2 separate regions of the Homo sapiens genome follow, and region 2 is linked to region 1. A link is a contact called in ENCODE Hi-C data. All regions are on one chromosome and are shown on one strand. Each heading gives the region's core, a stretch centred on a gene start or an enhancer-like site at or near the end of the contact. The rest is flanking DNA. Distances are from core to core; before and after follow the strand shown. Region 1 holds the start of EIF2B2 (eukaryotic translation initiation factor 2B subunit beta). Region 2 has its middle 29 kb from the start of FOS.

Region 1 (3,387 bases), core at 58-2,557:
GAGAGCTTCGGCCTAAAAGAAGTCTTCCTCCAAAAGGTGGCCACAACACTTCTACATGAGAGAGACTGGCCAGAGAAGAAAAAATGGGGGAGCAATTTGGAAGCAGCTTCTTCATCCTCTGATTACAATGAATATCTGCAAGTCACTTGGACCGCAATGACAAGGGGGATAGAAATGGTATACGTGTACGTGTGTATAAAAATTCAGATAGTGAAGGAGGTCTATCGACCTTGGCTCTCTAGGGAGTTCATTTTGTTTCTTTACAATGAAAATAAAACTCTGTCCTAATAGAGTCTGTTCCACTCCACAGATCTGTAGTCTATCAAGGGTTGGTCTGTAAGGAAAAGTAGAGAGGATTACTTTGGTCCTGTCACCTGTTGCAACATTTCCTAATCAGGAAGGAGGACAAACCTCTGAGAACCAGAAGACAGCTAATCTCCCATCTCTGCTAATGAACAACCTTCAGAGGCTTCTGTTCCCTTATGTGCCTGTGACCAGTCCCATTTTCCCAGCGATCAGGCCTCTTACCCAGCTCCACTAGCAGCTCATTAATCGCCTCAATGATGTTGGACTGGAGTTGGGCATAATGGAAGCTGAAATCCTCGTTTAGGCCTCCGGATGTCAACAGTTTGTGCAGGGACTCCTGCTGATCACTCTCGTCGCTGCGTCCATGGAGTCTATAGAGGCAACAAGACCCAAAGAGAGAGGTGGGGAGGAGTGGTCAGGCAGGTAACAAGGGCTGTTCAGCTCCAATAAAGTCTCCGAGCAGGTAGAGGGGCCCGTGCAAAAAGTGTCACTGGATCCAACCAGGAGCCCAGGACGTGAGCCTGACCTGCCATACTCCTCCCGGATAATCTTGAGCACTCTCCGCACCATGTTGCCCACGGTGGTCTCGGAGGGCTGAGCGGCCGTCATCCTCCTGCCCTCTCTGCGGATCAGCTCCATCAGCTCCCCTACAGTCCAAAAGAGAGAGGATAAGAGGAGCCAACGCGAAGTGAGGCCTGGGAAATTTTCAGCCCTGGGATCGGGAACAGACAGGGGCCAGGTTCGCCGGCGGAGGCAGGCCGGCCTCACCCGCGTTGCTCCAGCGGTGGTCCGTGATGATCTGGCGCAGCAACCCTAGGGTCTCCCGAGCCATTTCCTCGGAGCTGCGCGGCCCACCACCCCGCTTCAGGGTCTCCACGAAGCTCTCGATCCTCTCTGACAACTCCGAGCCCTTCGCTGCGGATCCCGGCATCTTTAAGGTAGCTGCCTTCAGCCTTCACCGGCGGAATCCACACCTGCCAGACCACACAGTTTGCACTTCCGGGGCGGGCGAGGTCGGCTTCCGCTGTGAGGGGATGGGGGGAAACCTCAAGTTTGAGTGGAAGCCGGCTACGCCCTTCGTTGCCGATCTCCCGCCCCCTTCCTCTGCCTGAGCCAATCAGAGACGTGGGGCTCGGGTTGTTCAGTTATAACCGGGCGTCCGCGCGCCCCCGCGCCTCGGGGGCTGGAGGATCGGAAGCGGCCTTTCTTGGCTCAGCCGACGGTGAACGGAAGTAACCCGTCAGGCCTGTAGAGGGTGGCTGGTCCCGTTGCTATGGGAGCAGCAAGTCTCTACGCGCCCCTCACCGCGACTTAAGGCTACACTGAAGAAGTTGCGGCACTCCCTCCTGTCTTCCCAGCTCGGTGACTGCCCGAGCTGTCACTCCCGAGTGTCAGCTGACACTGACGCTCTGAATGCATGTCCAGGGTCGGCTGCCCCTTGGGCAGACGTCTCACTTTTGTTCTGTTACATTGCTTGGTACCGTTTGCGCCTGTGTCTAGGAGGTTCATGTCTCTGAAAACAAGGACGATATCTTTTGTTGCTTTTGTATTCTCAAGGCCTAACACGTCTAACAGAAGACGGCGAAATTAGAGATGAGGAAGATTAAGGAGATTCAAAGTGGGAGCCAATACAGAAGCAAAGATGACATCCTCTGATTTGGACAGAATTGTCCTCCTACAGAGAGGCCAGAGAGTATAACATAATACCAAGAGTTACCATTTACTTAAAGCTTACTGGTTCTTGGGCACTGTGTGTGAATTGTCTCAGTTAATAAGGTCTGAAATAGGTCCTCTTATCCCCATTTTACAGATTGGGAAACAGACCCACAGAATTTAAGCAGTTAATAAAGGATTGGGTTCATACTTAAATCCAGGTCTACCTGAACCCAAAGTATGTGTGTAATAGAAATCTCTATTTCCTTAAGATAAATTCTTCAAAGTGGAATCCATAGGCGAGCACATTTTAGACTTTTGTTACAATTAACAAATTGCCCTCCAAAAAGATTATGTCAATACCAAAGTTAGCCAAAGGTAGTACAAAGAAAAGAAAATTACAGATTAATATCTCTCATGAACATAGAAGCAAAAATTGCAACAAATTATTAGCACATCAAATCCTGCAATACATAAAAAAAGAATAATATGTAATTACAAAGTGAAACATAAACCTGGAATGCAAAGCTGATTAAACACTTAAAAATCAATGTAATATGCCATATTAACAATCTGAGAAGTAAAACCACATGATCATGTCAATTGATGCAGGAAGAAACATTTGACAAAATTCAATATTCATGGTACAAACTCTCAGAAAACTAGAACAAAAGGGAACTTCCTGAACTCGATAAAGGGTATCTACAAAATCCTACACCTAAAAATCATACTTCACAGTAAAAGATTGCTTTCTCCCTAAGATCAGGACAAGGCAAGGATGTCTACTTTCACCACTCCTATTTAAATTATACGTGAAGTCCTAGCCCTTGCAATAAGGCAAGAAAAAGAAAAAGCATACAGAATGGAAAGAAACTGTCCCTGTTCACAGAAGACATGATAGTGTACACAGAAAATCCCAGAGTCAACAGCAACAAAAACAAAACCTCCTAGAACATAAGTTTAGCAAGGATACAAAAACTATATTTCTATGTATTAGCAATGAGCATCAGAAATTGAAGTTGAAAATACAGTTGCTCTAAAAAGCCATAAAATATGTGTCAATTTTGCTGTGTTTTAGTTTTTATTTATTGATTTGTTTGTTTATTTTGAGACAGGGTCTCACACTGTTGCCCAGGCTGGAGTGCAGTGGCATGCTCACTGCTCACTGCAGCCTCAACCTCCCCTGGCTCAAATAATCCTCCCACCTCAGCCTTTTGAGTAGCTGGGACTACAGGCACACACCACCATGCCTGGCTAATTGTGTGTTAATTTTTAAATGTCTTTAAAATTGTATCAATTTACATGCTGGCTAGCATTTACCATATTATAGCCAATTTTGGATATTGTCGTTATTTTTTCATATATCAAGTCATTAAGAAAATAAGGTATATAGGCCAGGCATAGTGGCTCATGCCTGTAATCCCAGCA
Region 2 (3,497 bases), core at 937-3,436, 250 kb before region 1:
TGGCCAGCATGGTCTCAATCTCTTGACCTCATGATCCACCCACCTTGGCCTCCCGAAGTGCTGGGATTACAGGTGTGAGCCCCTGCGTCCAGCCTTCTATATTTTTAGTTTTTTAAAAAAGCAGTAGAGGCATAGAGAAGTTAACTTTCCCAACTCAGCACAGGCAATAAATGAGATTCAAACTCAGAAATGGCTGACTTCCCAGACTGTGCTAAACTATCTAAAGCAAAATGGAGGCCCTTTCCTCAGGGTCAGTGAAGACACAAGACCAGAGAAGGGTCTTGAGACGCTTCCATATTAGGCTGGGGATCCAAGGCCCTTGTCCAGTTACTGGGGACCCTTGGGACCATAGCCCATGCCTCCAGAAGTGTCATCTGATCCAACTTCCAGGCTCTCACTGGCCACTCTGGAGCTCAATGAGCCAGAGATGGCTCCACTAATCCCTTAGGCTAGCTAGAGCCATACTACAAGTTTACAACTCAGCTGGAACCTGGCTGGCCCCACAAGAACAGCAAAGGATGGGGACAGAGAGTGGGTACAAAACTGTGACTGTCTTACTTCTGGGTATTTGTCAGGATGTGGCCTTGTCCATCTGGGCTGGGGCTCTGTTTGTGACTGGGACAGCATCGTGCTATAGGCCAAAGCTTAAGCTCCCAAGACACCCTTCTATTTCTTTACAGTGCCTCTTCTCCCTCTGCTTCCTCCTGATAAAATACACATATCTTAGTAGCATTTGACAACACCAGCCCTGGAGCTCGACTCCCTGGGTTCAAATCCCTGCTCTGCTACTCATTGCAAACTATTTATCTTACGAGTTAATCTTTCTGTGCCTCAGTTTCCTTCTCTGCAAAATGGGCACACCAATACTACCTTCCTTATACTGTTGTTGGAGGACAACAAGATAAGGTGTGTGGATGGCAAATGCTTGACAAACAGTAGGCATTAACGTGGTGGTGGTTTATTATATATTTGCTTCCTTCCTTCTCAGTATACTGAGATAAGTTTATTGAACGCTGGCTATAAGCTACAACCTACTGGGCTATTGTTTGTACTCCTCCTTCCATGCCCTCCTACCATCAATTCTTAGGTTAGTCCTTTTTTTTTTCTTTTGAGATGGAGTCTTGCTCTGTCATCCAGGCTGGAGTACAGTGGCATGATCTCGGCTCACTGCAACCTCCACCTCCTGGGTTCAACCATTCTCCTGTCTAAGCCTTCCAAGTAGCTGGGATTACAGGTGTGCACCACCATGCCTGGCTAATTTTTGTATTTTTAGTAGAGATGGGGTTTCGCCATGTTGGCCAGGCTGGCCTCGAGCTCCTGGCCTCAGGTGATTTGCCTGCCTCGGCCTCCCAAAGTGCTAGGATTACAGGTGTGAGCCACCGTGTCGGCCCGTAGGTTAGTCCTATATGGGGAGATTTGGGCTTAAAAGGAAAAACCAAAAAATAAATAAAATAAATAAAAAAGAAATCTAGGAATAGGCACTCCTGGAACGGGACAGAGGTCCCATTAGACTGGGTGAGGGGTCTTTGAGAAATACCTTAATGCCAATTGTCTTCACAATTTTAATGGTTCAACATGCGAAGGGAGCCAAGGCTATTAATTTGTAACAGCTGCAAAGAAATCATGTCAACACCTCAGTATAGATTCTCTCTGTGGGCACAGAGGTTAGGTTGAAAGTCATGAGACCTAAAATAATTATTGAGCAACAGCATTGTAGGGGATTACTGATGGCAAAATAAACAACCTTCAACAGAATCCACCCCACTTGGTTGTATCCTCCGGGAGACTCTCACCTCCTTTTTTTAGATTGTCATCTCAGTCTGACTACAAACCATGTCTTAATAGATAAAGCTTTGATTCCACCTCTAACATAAGAGCAATACAAACCCACATGCCTACTAAATATAAGTGGCTGATGATATGGGCCTAGGATAGAAAGTGAGCAACTTAATGGGTGAGTTCATGCCGCAAAGGAGAGTCAAGGTGAAGGGGTACCTTATCTCAAATCTGAACAAAGACGTATATTTCCTGTGAAGTCTGATGAGAAAAAGAAGAAAAAAAATGTGGTTTGACTCCATCACACAAAGTAAGTCACAGTGGGTCCTGCTCTGCTGTAGAACTTTAAAGCCTGAGCGGCAGGCACATTTGTGGTTTGGTTGTGTTATCCGATTCTGCGGCTGACACACGCTGCTTTTAGTTCATGGCTGTAGAGTTTCCAGTCTCCCTTGGGCTCTTACGTTATGGTTTCAGGTTTCAGCGTGGCCACACACCTCTCTCCACTATTCAGGTGGAACAGCTGCAAGGGTTCCCCCTGCAAAGAGATCATAATAATAGCAGTAGCTGCCACTGAGGCCTGGCCCTGTGCCAGATGCTGCTTTGTTTTGCATGGTTTCATTCTTTATGCCCACTTTGCAGATCAGGAAACTGAGGCTTAATACAAGTAAAATAATTGATGTAGGGCCACTCAGGTAGAAAGGTGCTGAGGCTGGATTCACACCCAGGACCATGTAACTGCTGAAACTGAGAGTTTATGCACCAGATCATACTGCATCAGCATATTCCTCCTCTTTCTACACTTTCGTTTATGCCGTGCTTTGTCCCTTTTCTCCTGCATACCAGCTGAGCATGTCCTCTTTACTCTGCCTGTCCCTCAAAGACCTGCCTCCTCTGTTCCAGTGCCCCACCCGTGTCAGCCTAAAGTAGCCTCTCATCCCTCTGAACTTTTTCACCTGGACCATTTACTTTGGCACTTAATTATGCATTATTTTGTGTTATTATTTAAATGTTTTATTGCATAGGCTTTGTCTCCCAAACTGAATTACAAGCTCCCAGAAGTCAGGATCAGCTTTTCATGCGGCTTTTTGTTTTTTGTTTTTTGTTTTTTTTTTTGAGACGGAGTCTCACTCTTGTCGCCCAGGCTGGAGTGAGTGGTACAATCTCAGCTTACTGCAACCTCCACCTCCTGGGTCCAAGCGATTCTCCTGCCTCAACCTCCCAAGTAGCTGGGATTACAGGCACCCACCACCACGTCCAGCTAATTTTTGTTTGTTTGTTTTTTTTGTATTTTTAGTAGAGACATGGTTTCACCATGTTGGCCAGGCTGGTCTCGAACTCCTGACCTCAGGTGATCCGCCTGCCTCGGCCTCCCAAAGGGCTGGATTACAGGTGTGAGCCACCGTGCCCGGCCTTCATACAGCTTTGTATTCCTTCCAGCACTCAGCATAGAACTGTGCTCAGTAAGAGTCTAGATCCTGCTGAGGAGCACCAGGGGAAAAGATAAAATGCAATAAAAATGTTAAAGTCTGAAGAAATAAAAGAAAACCGAATGCCGTGGCTCATGCCTGTAATCCCAGCACTTCGGGAGGCGGAGGCACAGGCAGGAGGATCACTTGAGGCCAGGAGTTTGGGGCTGCAGTGAGCTATGATTTTATCACTGCTATGCAACAGAGCAAGACCCTGTCTCTAAAAAGAAAGGAAGAAAACTCAAAATAAATATT

What was found. Hi-C counts contacts between places; a loop is a spot of excess contacts on that map. Pooled maps may share reads with other maps.
Region 2: a loop to region 1 is called in a pooled map, with 5 times the contacts of the local background. The contact joins the enhancer-like site here to the promoter of EIF2B2 in region 1. A Hi-C loop is called at or near these places in 1 of 168 maps with a recorded cell type or tissue (naive thymus-derived CD4-positive, alpha-beta T cell), 1 of 37 single-sample maps with no recorded cell type and 8 of 50 pooled maps.

Annotation. Positions count from the first base shown.
Region 1 is chr14:75,000,841-75,004,227 of GRCh38, reverse strand. EIF2B2 (eukaryotic translation initiation factor 2B subunit beta) reads right to left here and starts at 1,307. Exons shown (of 8, transcript NM_014239.4): 1 at 1,075-1,307; 2 at 833-953; 3 at 529-677. The coding sequence starts at 1,237. RefSeq lists enhancers at 949-1,629, 1,671-1,760.
Region 2 is chr14:75,248,345-75,251,841 of GRCh38, reverse strand. No RefSeq gene overlaps it. Among named protein-coding and RNA genes, the nearest start is that of FOS, 29 kb to the left of the region's middle. RefSeq lists enhancers at 1,595-1,714, 1,915-2,084. Within about 2 kb of position 2,186, at least 10 of the 41 ENCODE cell types and tissues checked have a DNase peak (open chromatin) inside an H3K27ac peak, as active enhancers do.